2 separate regions of the Homo sapiens genome follow, and region 1 is linked to region 2. Evidence: chromatin loops called from intact Hi-C (ENCODE). Cell type or tissue: GM12878. All regions are shown on one strand.

Region 1 (8,000 bases), 1.8 Mb after region 2:
GTAGCTGAGATTACAGTTGTGTGCCACCATGCCCAGCTAATTTTTGTATTTTTAGTAGAGACAGGGTTTCCCCATAATTTCCAGGCTGGTCTCGATCTCCTGGCCTCAGGTGATCTGCCTGCCTTGGCCTCCCAAAGTGCTGGGATTACAGGCATGAGCCACTGCGCCCAGCCCAAAGCCAGATTTAATTAATTGAAAATGTGATTTTACTTGCACCCAAGTGTAGGAAGTACATTTAAACCAATCCTAAAAATTATTGACAGTGGAGTGTAGTTGTATTTTCACCTGTGTATTAGTATATGTCTTAGGGTTCTCTAGAAGCAGGTCTTGAGACAAGAATTCGAGTGCAGATGTTTTATTTCAGAGGTGAATCTAGAAAATCCCAGTAGATGAATGAGTAGTGACACAGGAAAGGGGAGGTAGCCAGTAAAATGTACATTGTCAAACCAGTTGTCATGTGAGTAATGGAAACTCAGTCCTGCTGGGGAATCCTGAGGATGTCCAACTTCAGAATTATCCTACCTGTAGAGTAGAGAACTTGGACATTTGTCTACCAACTTACAATAGTCATTGTTCATGGCTGCTTCCAAGAGGAATTATTCTCTGGATTTCCAACCTATTCAATGGGGCCAAGGAGCCTCTGGCCACCAGAGAAAGCCCTCAGGCCATTGGAATTTGAGGGTGCACTAATTCCAAGGAGACAGGAGTAGCTTCCCCACTTCCACAGGATCTATTACAGTTTATGATGCAATCAAATAGCTCTCCATTTATAACAAGTCAATAGCCTGGTTTTATTTCCCAGGTGGAATCTTTTCACGCAAACAATGAAGATTTCAAATGTTACATTTCAAGTGTAGGAAACACAATCTTAGAGATAGAATGGATCAGAAATAATCTAGGTTTTTTCCATTCATTTTATCAATAAGGTAATGGAGGTCTAGAGAAAAAAATATGTTCAGATTTCCTCTCATGATTGATATACCCCATATTAGCAGCCAGAGGTTCTGATTTCCAGCCCAATATTGTTTTGACCAAATTATACGGGGTTTTACCACCTCTTGTGTGTAGCTATTGGTCAAAAGTGGAAATGAAGCCATATATTACACAATATATGACCTGAGCTGGCACACTAGTAAGACTGTTATTGTCACTGGGTCATTAGAATATAATGTCACTCTATTTTCTATTTCTCAATGTTCCTTCCAAGTTACAGTGGGATTATAAACCATCCCCCTTCCCCAAGTCTTACATTTTCCACGTTCTGTGGCATTGCTGTGTCTCCCTCAGATGGTGTCTTCCTCTGCTTGAAATGGAGTTCCACATTGTAGCCTCACCAGATATTTTGTTAGCAGATAGGTGCATATTGACCTTTTCAAGTTCATCACAAATTTATTACTTTGATTCCTGCCAAAAAGCACTTCACTCCCACATCTCTTATAGCATTTATGCTGCAGTTTGCATGATTGTTTACCTGTTTGCATCCATGCATCGATTCCACCATTGTAGATTGTTTTGAGAGCAGCAGCCTAACATCATTTAGGATATCCCAGGTTGTGCTGAGGTAGTAAATGACCCCAAATCTAAATGACTTATAATAAACAGTTGATTTCTTGTGCACATTTTATTGCCATCAAAAGTCAGCTGGGGTCTCTCCTGCACATTGCCATCATTCTCATTCAGAGACCCAGACTGGCCGAGAAGTTGCTATCTGTAACATCGTGCATTGTTTTAGGGGGGAGAAGGAAAGTATAGTGTATTAGCCCATTTTCACACTGCTATAAGAAATACCTGAGACTGGGTAATTTATAAAGTGAAGAGGTTTAATTGACTCACAATTCCACATGGCTTAGGAGGCCTTAGGAAACTTATAATTATGGCAGAAGGTGAAAGAGAAGCAAGTACCTTCTTCACAAGGCAGCAGGAGTCAGAAAGAACAAAGGGGAAAGTGCCATTTTTAAACAATCAGATTTCATGATAACTCACCATCACAAGAACAGTATGGGGGAACCACTCCCATGGTCCAGTCACTTCCCAGCAGGTCCCTCCATCAACAAGTGGGGATTACAGTTTGAGAGGAGATTTGGGGACACAGCCCACCCAAACCATATCAAATGGCAAAGTATAGAGTGGCTTTTGATCCTCCTACGTGGCAACAATGTATGTCATTGCTCTGTTTCATTGGGTAAAGCAATTCTTACTATATGCTAGAATATTTGTGAGCTTTCTTAATGATTGTCTTTGTATTCCCCTTACCTGGCAAACTACAGATGTTTAATAAATGCTTGATGAATAAATAAATGAGTAAATGAACCAGTGAATATTTATATACATTTCTTATATTTGTTTGAGATGTATAAACTATATTGGGTAACGTAAATTGACATATGCTAAGGTTATTATTTTTTTCCTTCAATAGCAGATTCATCATCATCCTGGTGATCATTGAGCCTTGTGTGCCAGACATCCAGCCAAGTGCTTTAGAGATTCATTTAGTCATCATAACAATCCTGTAAGATATCTGTTATACCATTTCTATTTTATAGTTGAGAAAATCGAAGTACAGAAAGAGAGGTTATCATTTACTCAAAGTCCTATTGTGAAAAAGTGGTGAAATCAAGTCTAAATTCATGTCTATCTGGCTCCAAAGCCCCTGTTACTAGCCACTTCTGTTATACTGTTCTCCCTTAACTTCCCTTTCTGAACTTTTCATAGCCTAGGTAAGGATAGTTCCAAAAATGTGCTAGCAAGCCCATTTATTGCAGTCAGTCCACAGGTAAATATGAAATCAATCAACATAAGTACAGTGGCCAAGAGAGGCATTTTCAAGCTGGCACTGTCCAAAGCTCTTCTAATATTTGGTATTTTACACTTTTTCTAGCTCTTGACACTGTGGTTACCAAATGCAAAAAGCTAAGGTGTCCACTGGATGCTTTTACAAATACTTGAAAAGGTCCAAGATTCTTATCTGGGGCAAACATGGACACTTGGCCCCACTGGCTGCCTATTCTGAAGCTACAGAAGTTGAGCTGGCTTTCTGCCTGTCAGAATCAGGCTCAGCTTATAAACAATCACAATGTAATGACCACCCTGCCCCCTAGTGGAAGGGATGTGTGCCGCTGTCCTAGGTTCTGAAACAGCAGTTAGCCATGAGTCACAGCGGTTTCTCACATCCTCGGGTTCCAGGCGAGATCCTAGTCTGACCTATGACAGTGCGCAGAGTGGCTCATCATTTCTTTTGTCCATCGTGATAAATAGTAGAACTGATTTCATGTAAGCTGTATGGTTCTGTGTCTTCTTAAACTTACTAATTTTGTCTAGGAAGTGGAGAACACTTCTTTTTTTCCTCTGTGTATTCTCATCTTAAATGTTTATGTCTCCTCAGGTCTTGTGCAATTGTCTCAGTAAAAACATGGAATAGATATAATAAAGGTGGTAGAGTAACCACAAAGTAGTAGATAAAAACACAAGCTTTGGAACCAGTCCGACCATAGTTGAATCTGAGCTCTCGGATCCTTACTAGCTGGGCAACTTTGGGAAACTTTCCTAACTTCTCTAAGTCTCAGCTTTCTCATCTTTAAAATGGGAACATGACTGTGCCTAACTCAGAAACTTATGGGAAACCTTAAATGAAATAATGTTTGTAAAATGTTCGACCCAGATCTTGCCTCCTGATAAGTATGCAGTAGTTATTAGCTGCCACTGTTATTTTGTAGCAGTTGTTGTTTTTACTAGTCTAATTATATTTTTACTAGTCATGAAATTAATTGTGATATGACACCTGTCAAAGGTCTGCTTACTGTAATTAATATTTTGAGGAAGAATCCGTGGAAATTGTTAACTATCCATTTCCCCATTCTGTAACCCACTGTTAAATAAGGTATGCAGAACAGAGAATACCTAGGTCATATTATCTCAACTGTTTCTCCCCCCCCCTTCCAAAAATGCCAATTTCATTTTCACTCCCATTTATTATAGAAGATTGTAAAAAAAAATTCTTTCAGGAGTCCTTGCTTCCTGCAAAGTTGAAAATATTCTTCACTGTTAGCCCATGAACCTTTTACAAGGATCAGTTGTAAGAAAGTTTTTCTCAAGGACAATTTTCTATCTTCTTTTGTTCAAAAAAATGAATATTATGTAACCTAGTGTGGATGTTGCTCTGTCTTAGCAGCTAGGAAACGTATAGCCAAACTCAGTTTCTGATAGTAGTAGTGAGTTCATCTCAGATGCCTGATATTACCTGCACCCCATGCTCCTGCAGATAATCCTTATTCTGTTTTTATCATTAACTGATTTGTCTTTGCATGCACAACCTACCAAGGTTCATTTATTTATCATTTATAATTCTTATGGATAATCAGTCTATTTTGCACTAAATTTTGTCAGCTGCTATAAATATTTTAATATAAAGGGAGTACATATTCTAGATATATAAATAAACCATATTCTTAACTAACTTAATATATTCCACATAACAAGTGTATTTAAGGAGTTATTATGGAAAATAAGCAGCTAATTTTTATATTACTATGAATGAAACAAACTAGAACTAGAAAATTAGGTCAGCATGGTTCACTCGGTGTTGTTTCTTACATAGGCAATTAAAGTATACAGCAGCAAATACCAAAAGAAAAGCATGCTGGTAGGGTTAAGAACCTGGGCTCTGACTCAAAATGTCCACAGTTTTCTTTTGTTAGCTGTGTGATTTGGACAAGTTACATGATTTTTGTGTTTGTTTCCCCTTATCTGTGAAACAGAGTGGTTATGAAAATTAAATGAGATATAAATTAAAGAGGCCTGCTACATAGTAAGTACTCAATTAATGTTAGCTGCTACTTTGCCTAGAATGACCAAAAACAAGAGCTACTATTAGGCTGGGTGCAGTGGCTCACGCCTGTAATCCCATCACTTTGGGATGCTGAGGTGGGCAGATCACTTGAGGTTACGAGTTCAAGACCAGCATGACCAACATGGTGAAACCCTGTCTCTACCAAAAAATGCAAAAATTATCCAGGCATGATGGTGTGCACCTGTAGTCTCAGCTACTCAGGAGGCTGAGGTGGGAGAATCTCTTGAACCTGAGAGGCAGAGGTTGCAGTGAGCAGAGATTGGGTCACTACACTCCAGCCTGGGCAACAGACTGAAACCCTGTCTCACAAAAAAAAGAAGAAGAACTACTATTACTGTTATTATTATTACTGTTGTTATCCTTCTCTGGCCACCCTGTTTCAAGTTGCAAGACAAGCAAACAAAATCGAACAGCATTTATTATCTCCCTTCCCAGTTTTATTTTTCTCTATGTAATATTTATCACCATCACACATACTACACATTTTACTTATTCGTTTGCTCATTTTCTATCTCCCCTACCAGAATGTAAAATGTAGACAGAGATTTTCATTTGTTTTTTGTTTTGTTTTCTTTCATATTCTCAGCACCTAGTACAGTGCATGGTATGTAGTAGACGCTTAGTATTTAATGAATAAGTAAACAGTTCAATGAATGGCCTATCAGGGGTAAGTACTTGTAATAGCATTTGGTAGGACACAGGACTCATTAACCCAGAATGTTAAAGTGATAACAAAAAGGTTAGATGAGACTACTTGAACCCTAGATAATTCCTCATACAGCCAACCTGAGCATTATTATTTGTCACAACTGTGAAAATCTAAATAGTGAGTTTTGAAGATCAATTTTAAGATTCTCCTTTGTAATAAATTGGTGAACATTTTAGCCAGTATGACTGAGAGAAGTTCTTACCACATTACATGTTGATAGCATGTTCTCTGTTATTAGAGATGGTGAAGCCTATATACGTCAGCCATTTGAACAGGGTGTCTGTGTCTGCTGCAAAATCTCAATTAACACATTTTGTTTCATCATTTAATTTCTGCGTATCCCTTGCAAGTTTCTTGCTTTTCTGCCTAGCCATGGCCACTCCTTTTATCAGGGTTATTATTATACTCTTTATCTGTGCCCTCAAAAAGTTCAGGCTATATGAATGTAGAACCCTCATTGAGCACAATGTTCAGGTAGAGACCTGTGTTTGACTTCTCACTCCACCACTTACTAGCTGAGTGGCCTTAGTCAAATTATTTATATGCAGTACTTTGGGAGGCCATGGCGAGTGGAATGCTTGAGCTCAGGAGTTCAAGACCAGCCAGGACAACATGGCGTAAACCCTGTCGCTACCAAAAATACAAAAAATTAGTCAGGCATGGTGGCTCATGCCTATGGTCCCAGCTATGCGGGAGGCTGAGGCGTGAGAATCACTTGAACCCAGGAGGCGGAGACTGCAGTGAGCTGAGATCGCACCACTGTACTCCAGCCTGGGCAACAGAGTGAACACCTTATCTCAAAAAAAAAGACTTATATATATTACTGTTTATTTATCTGTAAAATGGGACTGAGGATCATCCCTGATTCATAAGACTTTTGTGAAGATTGCATGAAATAAAGCATCTAAAGTGCCAAGTGTATGATAAATGTGCAATGTTAGCTTTTATCATGCATTTCTAATTATTATGTATGCCTAATTTGACACAGCATAGTTTTTAGAAGTCCTGGGAGTGATAGGTTGACCACTAGCAAAATTGTGACATTGTATGCTTGATTTTGGTCTCTTCAGAAATATATCTGAAGACAATGGGTACAAAGAAAGGGAAAAAAGAGGTACGTCTTGAATTTGGAAATCAAAACCAAACCTCAGGGAGAAAGCTATATTTATTAAAGAAAAAACTTCTCAAAAAATTAATGATCAACTATGAGACCCAGAGTAGCAGTCGCTTTCACTGTAGCTCTGACTACCCTGTTGTGAGCCCCCAGGATCTACCGACCAGAAGCATGCTCTCCCATCAATCAGCCAGGCAGTTTCGGCTAAAGATTGTACTTAGAAATAAACAAACTGAATCTAAGGAGAAATTATTTATCAAGCATTGATAAATTACTTGTAACTAAGCAAGGGCATTCAAGAATTTGATCCCTGATGACAATACCAACCAGGAAATCTTAAGTATGTCAGAAAAAAAAAAGGCACATGAACGAAGCCAGCTTTTGGTAGTCAAAGGTCAGGATTGGAATTAGAGAAGGTACTTAGGGAATTTTCTTTGTGTTTTGTTTGAGGAGATGCTGATTTATTTTATTTAGTTAGTTTTCTTCCTTGAAATCATCTAGATAAGAGCAAGGTTGAACTCTAGTGGTGAAAAGCCCAAACTGCAAGCTATTTAAAAAAATCCCTCTACATATGAAATAATGGCCCTGGAATGCTGTATCTAAATAAAGAGGTTCAGGAGGCTGCAAGCTCCAGCGACAGCAGCAGACTTGATTTTAAAAGAGGAGTCTGTTTGAAAGTACCCAGGTTTCCTCCCATATGGTATGACTGTTATGGCTGCATCAAGGCAGCACACTGTTCTAGGGCAAATGCCAAGTGACGGTATTTTTAGATTTCTCAAAAGCAACCACTGAATATATATGAATCTACAAGGATAGCATTCATGAAGTAATGTGCTGAAAATAAATTTTATTACAAATTCCTTAAGCCAACCTTGACTATAACCATGTTAATAAGGAACAGGACCAGCCTGAGTTTCATTCATTCCACAAACCTGAATTAAGGCCCTTCTCTAGGTAAGACACTGTTGGAGGACATAAAGAAGCATTAGGCAAGTGTCTTGCTTTCCTGGGTGGAGGAAGATTGCCCCTTGTTGCTTCTGCAGAAACACAGGTGTAGAGAACTTGCATAGTCAGGTTCATCAGACTAAAGAGCCTCTAAAGACTGCTGTGAATAGCACCTACCCCCAGCCCTTGGAATTGTGTACTTTAAACTTGTAAGTGCTCACCTTGGTCTTTGCACAATATCACACTGTATCTGATTATCTTACTCTTGTTGGAAGCTAAGAATCTATGTAGATTTCATCCATGAAGGAGTAGAAAAAAATCTGTATATCATTCAGAGACAAGGGCACCATTTGCTCTTGTTGGTTGGTTAGTTGGTTGGTTATGTG
Region 2 (8,000 bases):
CTTGGGAGAAAGGAATTCCAGCTCCAGGGATCTGCCCCTGCTTTCTCCCGCCTTCCTAGAATGGTGCTTGCCAGGGAGTCTGGCCTTCCTCAGCCCTCACTGACTCCAGCCCTGCTTTTCCTCCAGGATGAGAGTCTGTGCTAAGTCAGTGTTGCTGTCGCACTGGCTCTTTCTAGCCTACGTGTTAATGGTGTGCTGTAAGCTGATGTCCGCCTCAAGCCAGCACCTCCGGGGACATGCAGGTAAGCCCTTTAAGCTCATTATGCACTGCTGAGATAATAAAACCCCTCCAAATGTCAGAGTCCACATTTTAGACACAGATAACTGATGTGAGCTTCTGATGGTGTGTAAATAACTAGAGGAAGCATGAAATATGGCGGAGTAACACAGTTTAATGGTTTAGTGCTTTAAGAGTCCTTTAAAAATATTTTTCAGGCTTTTAAAAACTTTTGTTTTCTTGGGCACACTTTTATTTTTATAGCAGTTTTTCTCAAGGAATCCCAGAAAACCATCAGCAATTTGTGTGGTTGGCGTGTGTGTGTGTGTGCATACATGTCAGTCCATCTGCCCATCCATCCATCCACTCCTGCAGCTTCCTTAGAAGTAGAACATCTTTATGATAAACTTAAACTAACACTTACAGGGCTTTAGTGAAGGGAATAGTCAGATAATTTAAGATCTTTTTGAGAGATGTGGAGAAAATATGCTACATGATTTTTTAAAAAAAGAAAAGAGAAAAAGCTGTGGTAACTTTTGTAAGGGACTTAAAATGGGTGTTGTCTAAAGATTTAGAGGCAGTCATTCTGATAACTTCTAGTGAGACTCATATCTCTGCATTGCTGATTTTTAAAGGCGAGATCAAAACCATCAGCTACCGATCAGTTTGTGTGTTTGTGTGTGTGTGTGTGTGTGTGTTTCTGTCCTTTCTTTCTTACATCAACATTTAAAGTGACACAGTGGAAACTCCCCAGCAAATTGTGTTTTCCTGAATAATTCATATGTGTCAATGGACTTGTTGTCAATTAATTTACTCTCTCAGCTTTGGTAATCTGAGGCGTGGCAGTGCCAGAAATGTTTTGACTTCTTTGGGAAAGAGTGATGCCTGAACCCTAAATCACGTATGGGTCAGAATTATAAATTCTGTCTCCAAAGGTCTTGTGTTTGGAAAGTTCATGAGATATTCTTACCACCAAATATATAACATGTCATACTTTCCACTTCGTTATTCTGATATTTTAAGGTTAGTCATAATTTAAGGCTCAAGATAATTTTTAAAATCTCACACAACTCAATTTTCCCTCCTCAAGTGACAGTTCCAAGAAGATGAGAAAAATAATGATTGAAGTTTCAGCAAATCAGCATAAAATCAATACCATTTGGCTGCTGTGAAGTGCCCACAGCTAGTTGGTTATTGTGCTGTGCCTATTTTTATGAGTTTGTTCACGAGGATAGTGTTTGAGGTCCTCAATCTTATCTCTTTTCTTGAGTGGAGTTTAAGAGTCAGATTAGTTGACAAGTGAAGCATTTCAGTAGGATTACCACCCACTCCCATTCATGCTATAAATTTTATCTAATGATCTTCAGGGAATGAAAGTCCATGATCCTTGCAATGTCCATGTGGCATTTTTGTCCCAGTTTAGTGCTCAGCTGATGGAGAACTCAGGATCACCAGAATTAATTGGGGCAGTGCACCGAGATCCTGAGAAACTCTGGTCAGATTTTCACTCTACTGTGGGTATATTATAGGAAGTCTGACAGCGGGAGCAAGTTGCAGAGTGTTATCTGCAAACGGCTGTGTCTGAGTGTCCAGAGAGGCTCCTGGCACTGTCCCATGGGCTTCATGGTTAGTGCTGGCCAATTAAAGAAATGATGGCACTAGGAAACCCTAGTTAGAAGTTGGATGCTTTTTATGGCTTGGATTAGAAGAGTGGATGTTGATTGCTGTGTGTAAACAAGGAGGTATTTTACAACCCTATCTCCACCTACCTGGCTAAGAGACACAGAAGAAAGGTGGGAATCTCCCCCCCAGTTTTGGCAGATGGGTGTTACGGTAGGTGTGTATCAGAGATGTAATTTTAGTTTAAGCATTAAAAAAACCAAAATGAAAACCCACCTAATTTTCACAGGTTGGGTGGTGAGACTCTTTCTTGAAGACAAATGGCATTAATACATTTCCACAGAATCCAGTAGTATTTTTAAGCAACTAAAAAACGCAAAAGACAGGTTTTGTTGTTTTTAAAGTCTATTTTCCATCATAATTGAGCAGGCAGGAGATCACATACACATATGGGACTGTGTAGCTTCAAGCTGTAGAAAAGGTGAAGGGGCCAATTGGCAGGTTCGTTTCTTTTAAAAGGAGGCCAGGGCTAACTCTTGTTATTTCTTCAACTAGCAATTTGTCCTTTTGTTCCTTTTTTTTTGGCTGTAAGCAGTGCCTTATTTCCCCACAAGAGGGTAGCAAATATGTTTTGTGCAGTGGAAAGATGCCTTCTGGAAGGAAGTTTCAGAAACTCAACTCCTGTGGAATTAAAGATTTAGGGATCTTCCTAGAAATTTCATCTGGTATAGACACGAGTAGTTGGGACACAAAGCATCTTACAACTTTAAGATTTATTCCTGTGAATACTAGGAGACTTCAAAAATTCAGATTTTTATCCTTTAAAGATGGAGTCATAGCTAGTTTTCTGATGGAGCTGAGAAAGTTGAGAACTTGGGTGCTATTGATTTATACGTTCACTTTAATAGTTCCATTTCCCTAGAGAACTTTGAATATAACCTGGACTGCACTATTTCAATTCCACAAAATGCTGTGGTGCTTGGTGACTATTTAATAAAATCTGTTGGCATAAAGTCCCTGGAAAAACTGGGGCACACCTGGAAATGAGGCAGGAAAGGAAATCAAATGTTGGGGGGTCTAAAGTCAAACCTAATTCTGGTTCTGGTACATCCTGGCTGTGTGGCCTTATCCAGGCCACTTAACCTCTCTGAACCTGTTTTATCATCTGTAAAAATGGAATGATATCCATGCCTATTTTATTTGGAGTTATTGGGATAACTAATAAGGAAAAATAGGTGAAGGGATTAGCACATAGTAAACATTCCATAAATGGCAGCTGTTTTCACATTTGGAGGCATCGAGAATGAGTGTGGAAAGGTTCGCATTCCAGGAACAGCTGAAGACTGTGAGCATGGGTAGGTAGATGTGGTCAGAGCCTTCAGGGTTTGAAGATTTCTCATGCATAAGAGAAAAAGGCTTGTTTTTTCATTGTTCTAGTAAGCTGACTGTGGCGAAGAAAGTTGCTCTATGAAGACTGAGGTTTCAGCTCAACCTTAAGGAGAGAAAGGCTTCAACAAGCTGGGGAACAGAGTGACCCAGAAGGGTGTTGAGAGCCCTTTTATTTGCTGGCCTTGACCTAAATCTGCTGTAGAGAGGATGTATCACTGATTGGGAAGTAGTTAGATGTCAAGAATTGTGAAGGGTCTGAGCTTTTACCCTCCTTGCAAGCTAACAGGTTAGCTGGTCATAGTTTCGTGGATGCTGGGCAGAAGGCATGAGATGCTTGGGTCAGAGACAAAAGATTTTACTTTATTTTAATTAATCAATTAATTTTTTGAGATGGAGTCTCCCTCTGTCACTTATGCTGGAGTGCAGTGGCGCAGTCTCGGCTCACTGCAACCTCTGCCTCCCAGGTTCAAGTGATTCTCCTGCCTCAGCCTCCTGAGTAGCTGGGGTTATAGGCGCCTACCACAGCGCCCAGCTAATTTTTGTATTTTTAGTAGAGGTGGGCTTTCCCCATGTTATCCAGGCTGGTCTCGAACTCCTGACCTCAAGTGATCCACCCACCTCGGCCTCCCAAAGTGCTGGGATTACAGGCCTGAGACACTGCGCCCGGCCCGAGACAAAAGATTTTATTACTCATGGCAGAGGAAGCAGCATGAGCTTCAGTTTTGCTTCAGTTCTTCTTTCATTCTTGGGCAAGTTATGAAACCTCTTCGGGACTCAGCCTCTTTCTATGTAAAATGAGAATAATAAAAATAATAAAAAATAAGTCTCACGGTTATAATAAGGAATCAATTAATACCTGGGAAATGCTGAGAACTGTGTTTGCTTAGTGAGTGCTCAAATGCTAGTTATCCTTATTTAGAGCTGTCTTCTTCTTTTGAATGTTATCTGTTTTGTAGAGGTTCTGTACTGTTCAAATTTATGGAAATTTAGGTTTTCTGTTTTTTTTTCTGTTATAAATGATTATGCAAAATATGCATGTTGTGATTGTGTGTTTTGGTGGTTTATGTTATTTTTAACTTAGGGTAAATTTTTTGAAGAGCAGTTGTTGCATCCAAGTTTGATCCCATGTTTTCTGTCCCCTATGATGGCTGAAATTTATAGGAACCCTGCAAATACTCTTGACTAAATAGCATACGCTGTTTTAGTTCTAATTTTCTACAATAAACCTGGTAATTTCAAAAATACTAACTGAGTGGGGAATATAACATCTACTACAGGAGTCTCTCTGAGGCTTAAATTTGAGATAACATTTGTGAAAATGATAAAATTGTATGTACAGGCGGCTATACTTGTACTTTGCCGGCAGAAATGAATTGTACTTAACACAGATGCGTTTGAAAAATGATTTGCCTGCATTGCCTAAGTTCTGACACTAGGGGGTAGGCAAGGCTTATCATAGCTAAATAGAGCCACATGTAATTTTGCATGTTATAAAGCTGCGCTGAAAAAAGTAAAAGGCAACAGAGGAAATTAATTTCACTAACACATTTTATTTAACCCAATATATTCAAAATATTATCATTTTAACATGTGACCCTAGCCACGTTTCAAGTGCTCAATAGTCACATGTGGTTAGAGCCTACTATGATAAGTCCCATGAACTAATAATGAGTTAGGTCTTAATGTTGCTTTTTTAAAGATTGGAATTATGGGTTATTTTAATTTTCATGGGTCAGTCATAGAGCACATTGTTTTATCTCTCTTTATTTCACTTAATTTCTTTTATGTTTTATTTAGTTATTTAGTTCTCTCTCTCTTTTTTTTTTTTAAAACAAATGACTACTAAATTTAGAAAAAGTACCAGGTAAGTGGGATTCGTAACCTCAAGTAATAAAGAATGGGGAAGAGTTCTGTTTCCTGATGAATAGCTTATGCTGTTATTCTCTGCAAGAGCATATTTTTAGGGAGAGGGAAGTGGCAAAAGTAATTTGACAGTGTGTGTGTGTTTATGCATGTGATATCAACCATTAAGTCTTAAAGTTACCCACTAGCAAACTTATTTTGATCAATAATGAGCACTTACCCACTGGGGTAAGTGAAACCTGATGATACCATTTTAATATGGTTTCTCCTGTACTTTTCTCTATCTTCCTTCTTCCTGTCCCACTTCCAGTGAATGGTTATTTCAGTAAATCTATGGATGTATTGCTATGCAGGCAACTCCACAATAGCATACACTATTTTATGAGCAAGAAAAAGAAAAGACTGTGGAATGGTTTAAAGGTCCTATGTTTTGGTAGCAATGGAAAAAGGCATCCATAAGATAGTGGTTACTTTATTCTCTCCCTGGGGAGCTTTTGCACGAAAAACACAGAGGGCCCACTGCAGCGAGATTCCATCTGAACCTTACAAAGTAGAGTGCAGGCACCTGTATTATTTAACAACCGTACTATTGATTACTCAGACCTGCAGCCAAAGATGAGAACAAATGATTCAGAAGTTAAAAAAAAAAAAAAACTGGAAGTTTGACTCTAGCTCCTATCAAGGTACAGTTTGATGTGGGTGGTGATGTCTCCATTTCAGTCTTGCTATGACATAGTTAGGCTGAGGAGAGTTGTCACCCTGTCAAGGTGACCTCCATTTCCACCTCTTGGGAAGGACTGTGAAAATACTTACTCATTTTGTACCAGCTCAGCTTTTTGAATGCTAAAAGCTTCCATGGTGAGGGATTCCACTAGCCTCCGTTGTACCCCATATTATATTTCTTCAGTGCCATCTTGATGGGCTCAGCTTTTAATAAGAAGGGAAAGGAACACATTATATGCAGTGTTCATATTTGGCTTCTTCTCACCTCCTCAGCTGCAAGTTCAAGTCCCAGTGCCACTGGCAAGTTCAGCTTTGTGAAATGTCTGACAAATGAGCATGCTTTACATCCTTTGTGTGTGTGTGTGTGTGTGTGTGTAAAGAAAGGGTTGTATTACTGACGGGAGTAAAGAATTTCAGTTCCTCAAATGAGCTTGTGAGCCATCCTACTTGGCAGAGTAGGCTTTTTCACCCTTCCCTCTTTGAGTCTTTAGGGCAGAACAGGCAACTGTCTTTGAAGAGTTCCTCGGGTAGTTTGGGAAAAGATTCTCCTTACCCTTGAGAAGAAATTTCCCTTTTTCTTCTTTCAAGCCACGGCCTTAGACTCATCTAAACAAAGCCTACAATTTGGGGTTTAAAAAGCTACAGGTCAATACCTCATCTGTATGCCAGTGCTATACGAGGAAATTGGAATCATTTGTTCCCTATAAGGAAAATAAAATCATTGGTAAAAAGAAACAGCAGGGGTAGAGACGGGGCAGGAAGAAAAATGACGTTTTGTATTTTCCTAGGTGTTGCTTGGATGCTTTAAATATTTTGGTCCATATGGTAGTCTCAGAATAGAACACTGGAAATAATATTTTTGAAGGGACATTTAAAAACCCATTACAAAGGATTGATTGTGAGAAGACTGTGTTTGCAAGAGTTAAAAACAATTTGACTACTAAGGCCAAGTACCATCAATGCTTATATTTTAGGGTATGTCTGAAATCAGATAAGAACTATAACTAAGTCCGACAGGGTTAGAAGGGCCTGAGATTGTTGGGTGTCTCCAACTGGGCTCTGTTTTTTTCTTAGCTGTTGGGGATTGGGTAATGGGATCCTAGAAGCAGAGAGGGAACAATAGAGAAATTTGTTTCAGGAAAAATATAATATAGGCATGAAATGAAAGAAGTGAATAGCAACAGTGTTGTTAGCAGCAGGCAATTTTTCAGTAGCTCATCACTGACATTGCACAGCTACCTGGGAAAGGGCTGGGAATAAATACCAGCCATCCAAGGGTGTGGGAGATTTCAGCAATCCGAACTTGGTTGTGCATAAAGGAGTCAAGAGGTGTGTCTTCTTCCCCAAAGTCAAACAGTTACAGATTTTGGAAAAGTCTCCTTTGCTCTGGAAAGTCTTATTTGTTGTTTAGAAAGCATTTGCAAGAAATAGTGGGAGGCTTGTCTTTCAAGTGGCACTTTCAAAGGCTGGTTGGATTTGAGCTAGAGAAATGAACATGTGAACATGTTGCTGTTTTCTGCCCTCCCTGCAAGTGTCCTGTGGTCATTTTACAGGCTTTTCAAGTAAGTGTTGCCCCGTGGAGGACAGTGATTTCTAACTATGCATAGTCTATATGTTTGAGCTGTTGCCGGCTAAACATATCCAATAGGAAATAATACCCAAATTGAAAGGGAGAGAGCAGCTATTAATATGAATTACTTGTCTAGTTAGTTGCTTTCAGGATACCATCTAGAAATTGGAAACATTCACAGAATGGCTAGGTCAGCATTTTTCTGGCCCAGGGTGTGTGTGTGTGTGTGTGTGTGTGTGTGTGTGTGTGTGTATGTCTGCGTGTGTCTGTCTGTTGTGTGTGTGTCTGTGTCTGTTTCTATTTGTCTTCTCCTGGAAAACAAGTATGACGTTGTTTGATCTCTCCAGGTGAGAGCAAGGTTGTTAGCCTCTCCTACCTTATGTTGTACTGATCTGGAATTTGTTTTCTAATGAGCCTGATGCATGCCTCATAGGTGTGTGACACATCAGAACCTGGATTGTTTCTATAAGTCACTGAGACCTAAGTTTGAACCCTACTAATTTTAGAATTTGTAATGGAATGTGTGATGAAAGATCAGCCTTGAGATGATACGGCTGATATTTACCCATGCTGTCTATGAAAAGGGATTTGCTAAGCAAATAAATGGTGTAAATATAT

What was found. A loop is a pair of places that touch in the nucleus more often than their neighbours do. Peaks named below come from ENCODE experiments on the same cell type or tissue, not always from the same donor. Only the 100,000 strongest peaks of a DNase experiment are listed, where the experiment ranks them.
Region 1: it touches region 2 in a loop (6-fold over the local background); 74 of 110 quality-filtered maps call a loop at or near these places.

The regions. Positions count from the first base shown.
Region 1 is chr3:67,109,112-67,117,111 of GRCh38, reverse strand. No RefSeq gene overlaps it. Among named protein-coding and RNA genes, the nearest start is that of MIR4272, 110 kb to the left of the region's middle. RefSeq lists a silencer at 3,001-3,050. In GM12878, CTCF peaks have their summits at 3,119 (motif pointing left) and 7,191; a DNase peak (open chromatin) is centred at 3,091.
Region 2 is chr3:68,872,972-68,880,971 of GRCh38, reverse strand. It overlaps TAFA4 (TAFA chemokine like family member 4), which reads left to right. Exons shown (of 6, transcript NM_182522.5): 3 at 127-242. Among named protein-coding and RNA genes, the nearest start is that of TAFA4, 56 kb to the left of the region's middle. In GM12878, CTCF peaks have their summits at 2,436 (motif pointing right) and 4,662 (motif pointing right); DNase peaks (open chromatin) are centred at 4,661 and 6,162.